2 separate regions of the Homo sapiens genome follow, and region 1 is linked to region 2. A link is a loop called in an ENCODE intact Hi-C map of the cell type or tissue named here. Cell type or tissue: thyroid gland. All regions are shown on one strand. Each heading gives the region's core, and the rest is flanking DNA. Links, peaks and the distances in the headings are about the cores only.

The links. Peaks named below come from ENCODE experiments on the same cell type or tissue, not always from the same donor. Only the 100,000 strongest peaks of a DNase experiment are listed, where the experiment ranks them.
Region 1: a loop joins it to region 2, with 2.4 times the contacts of the local background. A loop is called at or near these places in 56 of 110 quality-filtered maps.

The regions. Positions count from the first base shown.
Region 1 is chr3:58,418,915-58,427,576 of GRCh38, forward strand. PXK (PX domain containing serine/threonine kinase like) reads left to right here. Exons shown (of 18, transcript NM_017771.5): 18 at 5,838-7,213. The coding sequence ends at 6,046. Among named protein-coding and RNA genes, the nearest start is that of PDHB, 11 kb to the right of the region's middle. In thyroid gland, for the core only: a CTCF peak has its summit at 4,187; no DNase peak of the experiment used is centred there; H3K27ac peaks cover 3,727 bases.
Region 2 is chr3:58,183,014-58,191,711 of GRCh38, forward strand. It overlaps LOC124909386 (a long non-coding RNA gene), which reads left to right and starts at 93. Exons shown (of 2, transcript XR_007095929.1): 1 at 93-3,055; 2 at 3,735-4,482. In thyroid gland, for the core only: a CTCF peak has its summit at 4,885 (motif pointing right); a DNase peak (open chromatin) is centred at 4,868; H3K27ac peaks cover 2,019 bases.

The DNA of each region.
Region 1 (8,662 bases), core at 663-8,662, 240 kb after region 2:
AAGAGAAAAGGCATACAAGTTTATTTAATAAGAGAAAAGGCATACAAGTTTATTTAATATGTATACACAGGAGCCTTCAGAATGAAGACCCAAAGGTACAGGGAAAATTGTCCATTTTTATGCTTAGGTTCAACAAAGTATGGACAGCTGTGTGGAAATATGATTGGAAGAAAAGGCTATGATCTAATGCTAATAGGCTGAGTGGGGAAACCCAGCAAGTCTGTCTGTCTAGATTCTTCTCAGCCTCTCTGAGCAGCATTCCTTCCTTCTGGGTATGGGCAGGACTCTCTCTGGAATGGGGGTCTTACAACCTATAGTCAGACAAGGTAGGTCAGGTGATTTCTTTTCTTTTTTGAGATGGAGTTTCACTCTTGTTGCCCTGGCTGGAGTGCAATGGCTCGATCTTGGCTCACTGCAGCCTCTGCCTCCTGGGTTCAAGTAATTCTCCTGCCTCAGCCTCCCAGGTAGCTGGGATTACAGGCGCCCACCACCATGCCCAGCTACTTTTTTGTAGTTTTAGTAGACACAGGGTTTCGCCATGTTGGCCAGGCTGGTCTCGAACTTCTGGCCTCAGGTGATCCGCCCGCCTTGGCCTCCCAAAGTGCTGGGATTACAGGCGTGAGCCACCACACCCAGCCAAGTTATTTCTTTATGGACAGTTTTTACACAGAAAGGTGGAGGGAGAGTAATATTTTTAGGTATGATGGCTTGCTTTGGGGAAAAGGGGTTCTGTTTCTGTGACCCACCTTGGAGAAGGAGGGATTCAAGTTTCTCTGGCTAGCCTTGGGGAACAATGGTACTGAGAAGGCTGGAGGGCCTCTTTTCCGTTTCCCAGCCCCTTTCCAGGAAAAGGCTGTGGGGCAGAGTTGGTTCATTAGGAACTCTGAGATTTACCAAAGCATGATCCTTCACATTTAGCTGGGGATCTAGTCAGTTTAAAAGAAGACAAGAAAAACATTTGCCTTGCTTTCCTTTTTAAAACGGCTTTATGGCCTTAAGTAAGTTTCACTGCCCAATTCAGCCTCTAGGGAGGGGCTCACAGGGCCTCAGGGAGGGGCCCAGTGCTTCCGCCTTGAGGATGCTTGCCCAGGATCTCTGGCCTTAGGCCTGCTCACACTCCTCCCAACTTTAAAGAGACAAATCTATTGTAGACTCTAGAAGACTTGCTTGGAAAAAAGTTATGGGTTTTCATTTTTCTCCCATCTTGATCAACTGTCCTTGTTTAATAATAGAACTAAGCACACTCCTCATATCCATTCTGCTCTTCAGAGGTAAAACCTTCATGGCTTTTCTGAAGTGAGCGTCATGCTTGTAAATAAATAAAAATAGTATCTAACTGGCTCAGAGGACAAAGAACATGAAGAAAGTGACTCATTAGGTGGCTCAAAAAGCGACTCATTGGTTATTCTATAAATACGTTTGCCATGTTTTAAAAGGCTCACAATCGTGTTTACAAACCAGTGCTGTGGTTAATTTGAGTATATCCTAGTTTCGAAGTGAGAATAATCAGCTTGTGATTCAGACTAATATTTTACTGTCTGTTACTATTTGATTAAATGACACTAAAATCTGAATAATGACTTGTGTCCCCCCTTTCTCTCTCTCTCTTTGCTGTTTTCAGTAGAGCATGCACCATTTTGAACGTGAATTTTCGGTAAAGTAAACTATGCTGATTTCTCAGACTTTAAAGATGCTCTGTTTCTGTGTGTGAAATAGGACCCAAAGTGTCTCGATTGCTGAAGTGATGAACAAGTGGGAAAGCAGATTTGAGACTATTTCCTTATCTGAATATTTAAATGAAATACAGCATCTTTAAAAAGCACCCAGTGACTTCATCTATATTCATTTCATTTTCATCATGACCTTCAAAATCTTCATTTTCACTCTGATTTCAGTTTTAAAATACAGCTCTAAAACCTGCAAATCAACTGCATGGCATTTTGGTATATTTTAATTTTGGAAACCATAACTCTCAAAGTCCCGTTGCTGCAAAAATGTTGATTCCTAGTTACTCTGATGAAGAGGAAAGAGTGTTAGGCACTTGAGCTCTTAGTTACAGGGAGACAACTTACTGGCTTTTATAACTGACGGTAGGGAAAAACAGTTCTTTTGTAAGCATCCTTTATAATTCTCGAGCTGTGACAGGAGTACAGCCTCCTCACCTGCCTGAAGCCAAAGGAGAAGGTGGTTCTCCCGAGAGCTGGGGGCTTGCCTGCTTCGGTTCTCTCCTGAGGGTGGCTGGTAAGTCTGGTGTTACCCTAGTGTGGTCTCATGGCCACTTGGCCTCCCTTCCTGTATGTGACCACAAAGGAGCTCAGAATTAGAGAGACTGTAGATTACCCACTGCTGGCTGCTAACATGGGCCTAAGAGTCGGTGGGGAAGGGAGCCAGGCGCAGTGGCTCACATCTATAATCTCAGCACTTTGGGAGGCTGAGGCGGGCGGATCACAAGGATCAGGAGTTCAAGACCAACCTGGCCAACATGGTGAAACCCCATCTGTACTAAAAATACAAAAATTAGGTGGGCATGGTACCACGCGCCTGTAATCCCAGCTACTCGGGAGGCTGAGGCAGAGAATCACTTGAACCCGGGAGGCGGAGCTTGCAGTGAGCCGAGATCGCGCCACTGCACTCCAGCCTGGGCAACAGAGCGAGACTCCATCTCAGAAAAAAAGGAACTGGAGGGAGGGACCCTCAGACATCCTGTCCACAAGGCTGTCAAGGGGGTTTCTGGCCTGGCATTCCTCCCTAGATCTGACCTACGCTCTCCCTGCAGCATTCTCTGCCCTCTGACAGGGCCTCTGCTGGACTGCCAGGTTCCCGTGTGGTTTGGTGGAGAAGATTTTGGGGTGGGTAGAGTAAGTAGTTGGCTCTCAGGGATTTTGTCTAAGAGAAAGTGAGATGGGAGAAATCGGGACTGACCTGGTCGTAACTGAAGGTAAGCTGTTTGCAGCATCCCCCTTCCTGGGTGCAAATTCAGGTATCATAAGTCTAACATGGAATCGGTCTGCTCTCATATGTGGCCTGGAGATAAGGGTATTGGAGGTCTCTTGGCAGGAAGGCCTCATTCACATCTGAGGGGTGGAGAGCGCGCAGGCAGCAGGCAGTTGTTCCCAGGTTTGTCACAGGCCAAATGGTAACTTTCATTTGGCCCTTGTTGCCCCTGCCCCCTCTTCCTCCATTGTTAGCCATGTGTTGTAGCTGAAGCCCCAACGGACCTTTCAGGAAGCTTGTGGACCATGGAAAGGGCCAAAAGGAAAAGCCAAAAACAATCAATGGGGCAGACTGAGTGAGACCGAGTCCCAGGTCTGTGTTCCTGCCTCCTCCAGTTTCCACCTTCTGACCCCTAGACCTCCTCTCCCCTCCAGAGTGTTCCAAACTGGCAAGCTGGGTCTGGCCTTCCTTGCCCTGGTTGTACATAAGAGCCACCATGGTTGTTGTAGGCCCAGTGAGGAAAAGTGGACTTGCTGGGACATCAAGCCCCACCGGACTGCTCCAGCCTGCTGAGGCCACATCAGGGAGATCCTGCTGCCTGTCCTTTCGTTCCATCTGCTTTACTGGAGCCCTGGAGCCCTTTGGACAGTGTATTTATTGACACCACCTACATTTTCAAAGAGACTCATTTAAAGTGACAGTGGAAAATCCATGTCCATTTACTTGGACAGTGGAAAATCCATGTACTGAACCCCACCCTCAACTCCCAAACTCTGCGGTGGTGCATTTGCACTTCTAATTTTGAGGGCCTGGTAATGACGCCAAAACCAAGGGTTGGTTCTCTGTGAGGCCAAGCAGTTTTGTTCTGTGCCAAGATGGCAGCCCCTACCCCTCAGCCCAGCCCTGAGGCCCGTCTCCAGCCCCCCAAAATCCTTGCCTGGAGGGCTAGTCAGTCTCTAGATGGCCAGTGCTGAGCCTTTAGTAGAACTCCCAAGTACCGCCGCAGCCGAGAGCCTGTCCTTAACTGCACAGTGATTCTTCTGCCGGGGGTCAAAGCACAAACCTGGGAGGCAGAAACCCTGGAGCTCCTTCTGTTACACTACGTGGCCCTGAATATCAAGTCCAGATTCCACTGCCCTTTTCTGGCTATTGGGTGGGAGGGTGCTGGGGAAGGGCACTGGCACCTACTTACCCCCAAGTGGGCAGAGCTCACTCCTTCGGGCCCACTTGGTGTTGCAGTCAAGAGACTCAGTTCCAAAAACCTTCAGCAGAGGTCTCCCCTCCTCCTGGTATTTCACTGGTTGCTCTCCAGAAGTCCTCTTCAGAGGAATGCTCATCACACATGCTTATTCTCCGTTTTCCCACTTCAACAGTTACTTCAGGTTTAAAGTCCTTTTTATCTCTGTAACCTGGTGACATAAAGCCAGGAACATTTTCCCACAATCCACCTTAGCATAAAACATAACAATTTCATTCATCAGTTGTTATTGTGTAGAACCAATGAACATGTTGGTCATTTGTCTGTATTTAGTCTTTATTTGTATTGCTATCTTTGAGCATTCCAAGATTGCAGAGCATGAGCGTGTGTATTTGTGTGATTCTTTAATTTCAGCTGCCTTAGGTTTGAGTAAAAGATGTAAAGAAAGGTAAGTGATTTTCTATTGTAAGACTTTAACCCATACCTGTCACACTTGGTGAAAAGGATGTACTTACCTGAGTATTGTGTTGGTGATTCTGAGCCAGTCGTCCATACAAACTTAAGTAGGGTAGCTTTACCTGTTACTTATCACAACTCAGTAGCAGTGTAGGGGAAACCACCTGGCAGAATGTCTCCCTGGAGTAGCCCTGGGAGGGACAGAGACAGCATCTGACAGAGTCTCAGAGAGCTGCAAGGTCACAGGAGACGAGGCAACTAACTGTGGCACAGGAACATTCTTTAAGGCAAGGCTTTTTCTGAACTCGGGTGTTTATTCTGTCCTGAGAGAACCATTCATTGATTCTAAAATATAAAATTCGAGTTGCAAATGTCCATGTGCCTGGAAGCTGAGGGAAGTTTTAGACACCTGCCCAGTTTCCCTCTCCTTGCCCACTGCGGTACAGCACGACATTCTAGTTTCTCCTGATGCTTCGTCAAAGACATTTAGTGCAGTTATGTCCTGTTCCTTGGTTGGGCCACAATGGAGAGAACAGTACTTGAGAAGGATTTCTCTGTAAGAATACCATGGCAGAGAGACCCCTCTGCCCCCTGCTTTGCATTGCTAACAGTTATTAGCATTTTATATTTCTTTAATGCAACCTAATAGGAAATTATTATTCGAGACAGACTCCTCTGGGAAATGCATAACCCAGGAGGCACTGATTCCTTGCTGAGAATCCTGAGTGGTCTGTCATTTTACATAAGATCACATCCTTCAAACATTGTGTATGTTGGAGCAGCGAAAGAACTGTTCACCCCTTATGAATAACTGACATTCAGGAAGCCCAACTCCATCATGCAGATGTCTATCTTTAATTGCTAGCTCAGAAGCAGACAGAGCTTCCTGGGACCTGGCTAAAGTAACTGATAGATGGAACTCTTCTTTGGGGACTATTACTTTGCAAATGGGGTCAGAGCCTCATCTATGCAGAGAATGTCACCATATGTGGTTTCATGTAATCTGTAATTATTTGTTCCAACAGCCTTTAACATGACTATTGTTTGAGAAACATGGCAACTTTTAATTCCCCTTTGATGCTTCTAGCTTTCTTTAGTATTTTAAGAACTCATACAGTACTAGGTATGTTGGTCCCTCTGAGAAAAACATGTGGACTCTCACCAGTCCGTTGTGCTCAGGACTGAGCAGCAGCGTGTGTGCAGGGCAGCTGTGGAGGTGAATACTGATTGTCCCCCTTTTCCTCCACAGGGATATCTGCATTACCTCCACCTCCTCCACCTCCACCACCACCAGCAGCTCCCTTGCCTCCTGCGAGCACCGAGGCACCTGCCCAGCTCTCGTCTCAGGCTGTGAATGGCATGAGCCGAGGGGCCTTGCTCAGCTCCATCCAGAATTTCCAAAAAGGAACTTTGAGGAAAGCCAAAACCTGTGATCACAGTGCTCCGAAGATCGGCTGAAGCTTCCTGTTTACACTTGGAGGGAAAAGTTCTTTTTTATTCCTACTCACCCCTACCCCCCAAACTACCCTCTTCCTGGGAAAGTAATTGCTGAGCCAGTACAGCCACAAACAGTACTATTTTGCAGATGCTCATGTAAGCAGCTTTTCGAGAGAAATAATTCTTTAAGCAGAATAAAGTTAGGCTGGCATTGCTCCCTTAAGATCTTGCTCCTTTATTAACCCTGTAAAGGAGTCTTGTTTATCCTCTAATGGCCAGGCTTTTGGGACAGCAGCATATTGAAATATTTTCACCAACTAAAGGAAATAGACAGAAAAACAATGACAATATTCAATCACAGCAGTAAATGGCCTTTGTGTTGCAATCCCTTCTACCCCATCAGACAGCTCCTAGAAACATTCCTCTTACAGTTCATTTCTCTAAAGCATTTTCTGATTCTTAGATAACTCCAATTTTTGCTACCTTTATCTTAGACATTAACACTATAGCCCAAAGCATAGTTACTTTGCTAAATCAGAAAGCAACTGAGTTCTTTGTTTTCTCCTCAAATAGAATGGGGAACGTTCACAACATTCTCTTAAGTTCTAACAGGAATACCATTGTGGTTATAGAACTCAGGGCTGCTAAAGCAACTACTCTAGACCCATAGTTCTTTTTAGTTAGATGTATTGAAACAGACAAAAATATTAACATCAGAAAAAGCTCTTGCCAATTAGAGGATCTTCTTAATCCTCAGCAATTAAGTTTGGGGTTTGAGGGGGGCAGGTCATTGTTACAACAGAAGTAAATTTGGCATCTATAGAAATCAATTATGATTTTTGAAAGATTTATCTAAATATATCAATATAGCATCTCTTTAATGTTAGTCATTTATTAGAAAGATCCTTTATCCTGATTTGCTTAAACCTTTCAATAAATTGCACTTTAAAGGATTATAAATAATCCATTTAAAAATTCAAGTACACACATCAGTGTTGGTTACTATGCAGAGAATGTCATTGTGTATAGTTTCATGTAATCTGTTATGTCAGCTGTATTTTTTATTAAAATCATGTCAAGAAAACGTGTTGTCTGTAGCTTGACAAGATATTTCAAATGAGAACTTTTTGTAGCGTCTGTTGTTAGCAAAGAATAGATTCACACAGTCTAAGGTTTCCTTCCTACCTATCCTGTCTCTTATTCTTTTGTGTCTCACTTTTCCTCTAAGAACTAAAAATCCTGCCTTGCTACTTAAATTAGGTACCACCTATATGCTTCTCTAACTAATTTAAACCCATCTTTTCCATCTCAGCTTCTGGAGGGCAGTATTTGACAGAATATCTGATCTTTGGAAATGGGAAAAACAACTGATATAAACTTTGCCATAATTTTAAAGAGAATGCTATTAGAATTAGGCATTTGGAGAGTCTGTGGAGAAGTTCCTGTTTCAAGTGTGATGCAACCTAGGTGATTACCTGATGGAGGCTTGTGAGGCCTGAGTCCTTCTGAAGTCAGTTTTGCTGACTATTCTGGATAGTTCAGATATATGAATACAAACAGGTAATGGTCTTGTACAGTATCAGCTTATTTTCCACATGGAACTAATTTCTTTTGTTGTTATTTTTAAGACAGGGTTTCGCTCTTTCACTCAGGCTGGAGTGCAGTGACCCAATCACAGCTCACTGCAGCCTTGACCTCCCAGGGCTCAAGCAATCCTCCTATAGGCACACCACCAGATACCTGGGTTTTTTGTTTTGTTTTTTTTGTTTTGTTTTTGTAGGCAGGGTTTTTGCAACGTTGCCCCAGGCTGGTCTCAAACTCCTGGGCTCAAGCAATCCCTGCCTCAGCCTCCCAAAGTGCTGGGATTATAGGCATGAGCTACTGTGGCCTGGCAGCACTAATTTCTTAATAAATAGAATTTCAAGTTTTCTACCCACATTGACTTTTTTTTTTTCTATCTATCTTTTCTTTGTAGAGATGGGGTTTTGCCATGTTCCCCAGGCTGGTCCTGAACTCCTACACTCAAGGGATCCACCCACCTCGGCCTCCCAAAGTGCTAGGATTACATGTCTGAGCCACCACACCCAGCCAATTCTTTTTTTTGAGACGGAGTCTTGCTCTGTTGTCCAGGCTGGAGTACAGTGGCGCCATCTCTGCTCACTGCAACCTCCGCCTCCTGGGTTCAAGCAATTATCCTGCCTCAGCCTCCCGAGCAGCTGGGTCTACAGGCGCATGCCACCATGCCCGGCTTTAGTAGACAGGGTTTCACCATGTTAGCCAGGATGGTCTTGATCTCCTGACATCATGTTCTGCCCGCCTTGGCCTCCCAAAGTACTGGGATTACAGGCATGAGCCACCACGCCCAGCCCAGCCAATTCTTTCAATATAAAAATACAATAGTCATGGCCAGGTGTGGTGGCTCATGCCTGTAATCCCAGCAGTTTGGGAGGGCCAAGGCAGGTGGATCACCTGAGGTCAGGTGTTCAAGACCAGCCTGGCCAACATGGTGAAACCCCACCTCTACTAAAAACACCAAAATTAGCCGGATGTGGTGGCTAATTTCCTACTGAGGCTGAGGCAGGAGAATCACTTGAACCTGGGAGGTGGAGGCTGCAGTGAGCCAAGATTGTGCCATCA
Region 2 (8,698 bases), core at 235-8,234:
GGGATTACAGGCACCTGCCACCACACCCAGCTAATTTTTGTATTTTTAGTAGAGACAGGGTTTTGCCACATCGGCCAGGCTGGTCTCGAACTCCTGACCTCAGGAGATCCTTGGCCTCCCAAAGTGTTGGGATTACAGGTGTGAGCCACTGCGCCTGATGAGAGACTTACTATTGACCACTTCCCTTTCCCCACCACAGTTACAAACAGGGGCAGTGACATTCCAGTGGCTGCAAAAAGACACAGGGAAGAGGGGTTAAAGGCATAATCTGGACCCCAGCTAGGTCAGCCAAAAATGCCCTTTTACACATGTAAAGCACAGTCTAGGGCCTGGCATGAAGTAAGTGTTCAAACAAATGGTAGCTGGTATTATTAGCACTGTAGTTGGTGGTGGTGGTGACTCAACAGGCAGGATTTGCAGCCTATGGGCATGTGGGGAGCTAGTTCAGCCTTGAGTAGCCCCCACGTGCCTCCTGTGGAGCACTGGTATGGGTGGGGTATCCAGGGACAACAGGAGAAATGGGATGTGGGGTAAGTGAGCTTGGGGTGGGGTAGAGTCAGAATAGTTAATTGGAATTGCCCCCCTATCAGGACAGATCCTGGTGGTGCTGCCAAGGTGGGGTGTCAAGGTCTCCGTGCGATGTCAGGCATTACCCTTTGGTTATGAGGTCATAGGAGGGTCTGAGGGTCCTAAGGTAGGAAGGCATGGCTGGTCCTAGGTGGTACAGAAATGTTGCACTTTTTTAACAACTGAAGCAGCTATAGTAGTGTGTCCCTGCTGGCCCTCGGCCCTGTGGGTTGGGGAAATGTGGCAGGAGGAAGGTGACCCTCACTCTCCCCAGCCTCTGCTGTGTTGCAGGGGACGCTATGAAGCACATCAAGGTTCCAACTTATGCCAAGGTCCAGTCCATCACAAAGGTGTTTTACACCCAAAGTGGCATCTGCCATTTCCCACGGCAAACAGACCAGCTCACGTGAGTCCACATGGGGAAAGGTCCCCAGAGCTGCTCCTATCCTATGCCTATGGCCCATCTGGACCCTCCGGCCAGACTCACCCTTGCTCTGCAGCTGTCGAGCCCCCGCCGCCTTGCTGTGCATGGGTAGGCATGAGAGTGACTAAGGCGGGGTCTGGACCAATCGGTGGCCCTCCCTCCCGGCTGTCTGCCTCCAAGGACCTCAGCTCCTTGTAGGGCTGCCTCCGCCCCTGCCGTCATTGGCAAGGCGTGGACATGGGGGCTGCTTTCCTGGGGGGAAACAGTGGGGTTTCCAAGTGCTCCCTCAGCAGACCCGGCGCAGGAGAGGGCTCGCTAAATCCTTAAGGTGCTAAAGGGAGAGAATATCTCCCTGCTTTTTATTTCTCTACATTCTGTTGAAGGGATCCATAGCTGGGTTGCTTAGTGCCAATTTACCCCATAGTTTAGGGAAGAAGTAGTTTACGTTTTTGCTTACCGCTTCTCTCATCCCTCAGAACCTGTGTTAGTCAGGGTTGCCTCACTGCTAAAACAAACAGCCCCTAAGTCCCAGTTGCTTAAACCAATAAAGACGTCTTTCCTACATGGCCGTCCAATCTGATGTTGGGCAGGTGACCTTCCACCTGCTGATCCGGGGACCCAGGCTTCTCCCACCTGGTAGCTCTGCCATCCCCTAGGGCCTCACAGCCCTCCTCTGAGTCCTCTACATCCAGCCAGGGAAAGGGGAGAGAGACTGAGCATGGAGAGAATACACCTGCTCTGAACCGCCTTGGCCTGGAGCTAAGCGGTGTCACTTCCTCTCCCATTCCACTGGTGAGAACAAGTCACATGACTCCTAGATGTGAGAGGGCTGGGTTGATTCATGGAGCCATGCGCTCAGCAGGAAGAGGAGGAAGGGTACCACAGTGGCCTACATGTCTTGTGCAGCCACCATGCTAAATTCGAAGCTCCTTCCGGTATCAGTTTCTTAGGGTTGCCATAATAAAGTACCCCAAACTCAGTGGCTTAACACAACAGAAATTGGCGATCTCACATTTTTGGAGGCTGGAAGTCAGATCAAGCTGTGGGCAGGGTCAAGCTTTCTCTGAAACCTATAGGGACAAACACTTTCTTGCCCTTCCTGGCTTCTGGTGGCCACCAGCATCCTTGGCCTTCCTCAGCTTCCAGCTGCAGCACTCCAGGCTCTGCGTTCCTCGTCACGTGGCTGTCTACCTGTGTGTCACTCTGGCTTCCCATGACTGTCTCCTTAGAAGGGCATCAATCGTATTGGATTAGGGGCCCACGCCTCCAGTATGTCCTCATCTTAACGAATTACATTTGCAGTGGTCCTATTGCCAAATGAGGTGGCACTGGCAGTTAGAACTTGGAAAAAAAAAAACTTAAATATTTTTGGGCCAGGCGCAGTGGCTCACGCCTGTAATCCCAGCACTTTGGGAGGCCGACGTGGGCAGATCACCTGAAGTCAGGAGTTGGAGACCATCCTGGCCAACATGGTGAAACCCTGTCTCTACTAAAAATACAAAAATTAGCCGGGCGTGATGGCGGGTGCCTGTAATCCCAGCTACTCGGGAGGCTGAGGCAGGAGAATCGCTTGAACCTGGGAGGCTGAGGCAGGAGAATCGCTTGAACCTGGGAGGCTGAGGCAGGAGAATCGCTTGAACCTGGGAGGCTGAGGCAGGAGAATCGCTTGAACCTGGGAGGCTGAGGCAGGAGAATCGCTTGAACCTGGGAAGCTGAGGCAGGCGAATCGCTTGAACCTGGGAGGCTGAGGCAGGAGAATCGCTTGAACCTGGGAGGCAGAGGTTATGGTGAGCCGAGATCGCACCGCTGCACTTCAGCCTGGGTGACAGAGCAAGACTCTGTCTCAAAAATAAATAAATAAATAGTCTTTTGGGAGGAACAATTCATTCCATACCACCTCCCTTCTGACAGCTAAACCTTGGTTACTCATATTATCTTGATGGGCCTCCCTCCTTCTCTCGGAAACAGTTCTCTTGCAGAATCCCAGACATGTCGAATGATTGTCCGTGGACCCATCTGATGTTGGTGCTCACAGAATCTGATTGCTTAGAAGGCCTCGGGCAGGTGGGGAATTCAAATAAACATCCCTGCATACAGCTCTTTCAAAACTAAAATGCTCATGGGCAGGTCTTGTTCAACCAGGATATTGTGGTACACTTCCCTCCTTACTTGGACAAAAGGGCAGTTCCTCATGCTGGACAGAGAAAGCACTGGGCAAACGAATCACTATTCCCTGGTCTCTGGTGGTCTGTCTCTTAGCCTGAACTGTCAGAGAGGAGCTAGACCACTTAAAACTGCGAATGCAACTATCTTGTCTGGTTTTCCCTGGGCAGTCTTGGGAATGTGAGTGAGCATCAATGTGGGAATGGATTCCCTTGAGATGCACACAGCAGCCTTGCACAACAGAGCTGCTGGAAAAACACCTGCCAGGTTGAATCAAACACCAAATGACCCCCGGGTTCTCTAGAGTTACTTGATTGAATGCAACAAATATTGATCCAGCAGCTCCTGTGGGCCGGGCCTAGGCTGAGCTCCCGGGGAATGAGGGGTCAGATCTTGGAGCTCACAGGACATAGTGAAAAGGGCTGTATGGGGGACAGTGGACACCTTTGGTGCACAGAGGAGCCTTCCTGAGGGAGGCCATTGTCATTTCTGTCATTGAAACAATGCTCAGAAAGACCTTAGCACAGTGCCTGGCTCTATACATGTGATTTATATTAATAATAATTATCTCCATCAGCAGCAAGTCTTCAAGCTCCTTAGAAAAGGAATGGCTGCAGCATTTCTCAACTGGGATTCTGTGAATAAATGAAACCCTACAGAAAATGACACCAGTGACTTTTCTCAGTCCTCCCAGGAATGACACCATTCTACAGGCATGGGAAAGAAGTTGATTCATTACAAACAGGGGCTGTCCCCGAATGTTAGGGCTTAATTCTTTCTGGAAGTCAGTTAAGAAAGGCTGGTGGGGAGTTTATTTAGGTATTTAATGAATACCTGTTTGATATCTGCGGGCATTGTTCTAAGCCCTACACTGTCCAGTTCGGTAGTCATGATCCAACCACATGTCCATTGAGCATTTGCAATGAGTCTTATCCAAATTGTGATGTACTCTAAGTATAAAACACACACTGAATTTCAAAGATTTAGTATAATGAAATGTAAAATTTCTCATTAATAATTTTTATATTGAATTTTATGTTGAAATGACCATACTTGGATAGATTGGGCTAAATCAGAGGTTGACAAACTTTCCCTCTGAAAGACTGGATAGTAAGAATTTTCAGCTTTGTGGATCACCTGGTCTCAACTATGCAACTACTCAACTCTGCCATTGCAGTGCAAAATCAGCCATAGACAATATAAAAACAAATGGGCATGGCTTGTTCCAATAAAACTTTATTTAAAAAAAACAGATGGTGGGCCAGATTTCCCCCACAGGCTGTATAGTTTGCTGATTTCTGTGTTAAATAAAATATTAAATATATTAATTTCACTTATTTCCTTTACTTCTTAAAATATGGCTACCAGAAAATTTCAAATTACATTTTGGCTTATATTATATTCCTATTGGACCAGACTGGTCTAAGAACTTTACAAATATTAACTCTGGGGGATGATGCTTTTACCCTGGCAGAGGGGTGTGTGTGTGTGTGTGTGTGTGTGTGTGTGTGTGTGTGTGTGTAGGCTGAGATGTGTGAATTCCAACGACAGCCTCAAGTGAGTGTGGAGTTGGCTCCCTGGCCTGGCTTCACCACTGCTGAGTGTGGAGCCCAAGTGCAGACTGGCTTGTGGAGGTTTCCTGCGGGTATCTGGAACTGTCTGAGCCCTTTCTCTTTCTAGGTTCACCTCTGGACTAAAGGTAAGTTCCCCAAAAGGCCACCGGGTGGTGATGTCGGACCACAAGCCATGGTGGTTGGCTCACTGGAAACCTGAGCTCTCCACCTGGCTCTGCCATTCGCTGTGTGGCCTTGGACCTCAGTTTCCTCACCTGTAAACAGGATTAGACTAGACTGAAGAGAGCACGAACTTTGAAGGCAGGCAGACCGGGATTTTAATTCTGCCTCCCCCAGGGCCCCATTGTGGCTTTCACGGGCATTAGGCACCTTTGCCTTTATAGATCCTTTCCCCCATAAAAAATATTAAAATTGTATTTTACAACTATATTGGTATAAAGACAAACATGTTATTATTATTATGTTAATTTTTTCTTCATCCCCAAAGTTCATGTTTTTCTTTCTGATTCTGAAAGAAATTAACACATTTCCATGGGCCCTAGGCACAGTGCTGTGCCTAATGGGTGAGTCACCTGGGTTCAATACTCCCCAGCTGTGTGCCCTCGGGCAAGTTGTTTAACTTCTCTGGGCCTCACTCGCCTCGCCTATAAAATGGAGATGACATCAGACTCCACCTCGCTGCTGCGGTTGGAATTCAGTGAGATGGCCCACGCCACTGCCTCTTAGCACACAGCCTGGCACACAGCAGCCCTTAGCAAATGGCAGCCATTACTTATTATTACCTTTAAGGATATTTTCAGCTCTAGCCTCTAGGAAACTGTGAAAAGATCTCAGGAGCGGGAATCTCAAAGTAATGATAACTCGGAAAAATAAAACTCCCAGGGTATTTGGTGGTAGAGTTTCCCAGAGCATAGAGGGGCAGCAGGAGGAGTTTCTGTAAATGACCAACCTCCTCCCACCTGCCATCGGAAGACGCATTTGAGGCAGGGACATGGGCTGGTATGACCCAGCCAGAAGCTGAGCAGGCCGAGGAATATGTGCCAGGCAGGGAGACCCCTGGGAAAGAGCTGAGTGCGTGTGTATGTGCACGTACACACACACACAAACCTGCATCCATAGATTCTTGTTTCCTCAAATTCCCTTATTTTGATTTAATTTTAGTAGCTTCCCTGAATCCCAAAGATTGACGCCACTGTTGCCAGGGTCTTGGGGACCGTGGGGACCCGCTCCTCCTTTGAAATATGGCCCATGGGCAAGTGACATGGGGATGCTGGCTCCTTCAGGATCATTCAGGTGGAAGCCCGCCCTGATCAGGAGACTCAGCAGCTGATGCAAATGTGAGCCTCTCTCAGCTGCCCTGCTTTCCACCCTCACGCCTGCCTGGGCTGGGTGCCTTTCCTCTTTCCGGGAGGGACGAGGGATGTGGCCCCCAGTTTGTCGCCCTTTCCTGGTTTGGCAACTACTCTTTATACTTGCCCTCTCCAGCCCAAGGGAGAGATAGGAGCAGGGTTGCTGAATTGCAGAAGCTCCCTTCACCCACCCCACCCCCAGCAGGGTCAGGGAGAAGGTCACTGGGGGAGGGTTTCTGTATTTGTGGCAGGAAAGTGGTGTTGACAAGGAAAAGGATGTCACAAGGACTGGAAGCAGGGGCGTCTCCATCCTCAGGGTTACCTGCCAAAATATTTGCCGTGGTGAATGACAAAGAAATGGAACCCTGGCATGATTCCTTGTGTGGCAAAAATTCATTCTGAATAACTAAGCTCGAGCAACCTGCACACCCAGACTTAAAGCGGCCTACCCTTTAACAGAGCAAGCCCTGTTAATACAAATATACAAGTAAGGGAATTTAATTTATCGAGGGCTTACTAAGCATCAGGCACATCCTCCATGCCTTATATCCATCATCTTATTTAAACTTTACCTATGAGGTTGATTCTCTTATTATCTCTGTTTTACACACAAGGAAACTAAAGGTAAGTAGCCTGCTCGAGGTCCCACAGCTGGTAGGTGGTAGAGACTATGGCTCCAAAGTGAGCCTGGTCCTTGCTACCATGCTACACCTCGCCTCACCAAGGGGGACTGGGAGAGTGATTTCAAATCTGGGCCTCAGATCATGTGCCTTGGAATCAACCGGGGGACTTGTTGAAATTGCAGGTTCCTGGGCCCTGGCCCAGACTCTGGGAGACTGGGACCTGGGAATCACCATGGTAACTGGTTCCCTGGGATTCCAGTGCACACCAAGGTTTAGACTCTTTTTTGTTCGTTTGTTTTTTTTGTTTTGTTTTTGAGAAAAGGTCTTGCTCTGTTTCCCAAGCTGGAGTGCCATGGTACGATCACAGCTCACTGCAGCCTTGACTTTCCAGGCTCAAGTGATTCTCCTGCCTCAGCCTTCTGAGTAGCTGGGACTACAGGCATGCACCACCATGCACAGCTAATTTTTTTATTTTTTGTTCAGATGGGGTCTTGCTATGTTACCCAGGCTGGTCTCAAACTCCTGGGTTCAAGTGATCCTCCCATCTCAGCCTCTCAAAATGCTGGGATTACAGGCGTCAGCCACCGCACCCAGCCAAGCTTTAGACTCTTTGGACAAAGCCAAGGCTAAAAGGGTGCCTATGACCAGGGGACACCCATTTTCCCCAAAAGGCCACCAGAGTTCCTTGCCCAGGCCAGGCCAGGTGACCCAAAGGGACAGGAGGATGTTTGCAGCTCCATTAGGTTATGCGCAGTGAGACATGCCCTGCGCTGTGCCCTCTTGCCTGTCAGAATTTGGCCGGAATAAGAGCTGGCAGATGCCTGTGGCTCCAGTAACCTGCTCCTGGGCAGGAGTGGAGAGATGTCTTGTTGGGAGGAAGCTGCAGGGTGTCAGGACCAAGTCAGAGCCATGGACTGACTCATTTAGTGTCTGGTCCTCCTTCCCATTCCTCCCCCACCCAGCATGGAGTCTCAAGCCCCAGCAGCCAGGGTTCTTATCCCAGCCATGTGGGCTTTCGGAGCTTGCAGTACTTTGGGACAGAAGGATGAGCCTCTCTCTCCGGAATAAGCCCATTTATGACTTGCTTGACTTTTTTTTTTTTTTTTGACAGAGTCTCACTCTGTCGCCCAGGCTGGAGTACAGTGGCACGATCTCAGCTCACTGCAACCTCCACCTCCCGGGTTCAAGCAATTGTTGTGCCTCAGCCTCCCAGTAGCTGGGACTACAGGAGTGTACCAGCATGCCTGGCTAATGTTTTGTATTTTTAGTAGAGACAGGGTTTCGCCATGTTGCCCAGGCTGGCCTCCCAAAGTGCTAGGATTACAGGCATGAGCCACCTCGCCTGACCTTGTTTGACCATTTTGGACCTTGGAAACTGGTAAGTTTCCTGGGACTATGAGCTCTGGCTTAGGAGAAGGGTGACAGATGTGTTAGCAGCCTTGCCATCACTCACCCCTCACCAATTCCAGTGAGACCTTTGTCCAATGAGGTTAATTGGACATTTGAGGAAGATGGCTTCCCGTGCTTAACCAGGGCCCTTTTGATTTTATTCCCCCAGTCAGATGTTACATAATTTCAAGTGTCAGACTTAAGGTCTTTTTCTCCTACATCAAAAGTCACATCATCCCCAATATATTAAAGGAAAAAAGCGAAGAGTGGAACCATGCATATGGTGTGCTATATTTTGTATTTTTAAGGTTACATATAGTGCTCATTTCTGTGCAGACTCTCTGGAAAAACACATGAGCTGGGAAGAGGGGCTGTTTCTGAGACAGGAAACTCGGGGATGGGGTCAGGGCACGGCATTCCTTTTCCCTGCTTATTCTTCGGTACTGTTCACACATTTAGCCATGTTCGTGTATGACTTGAACAAAGAAACATCAGGGAAAACAAAGCAAAACAAACAAAAATGGGCACCTTGGATACAGGCTAAATGGTGCTGTGTTGTTGGACTCCAATGAGCCTCCTTGATTGCAGAAAGATAACAAAATCCTCGAG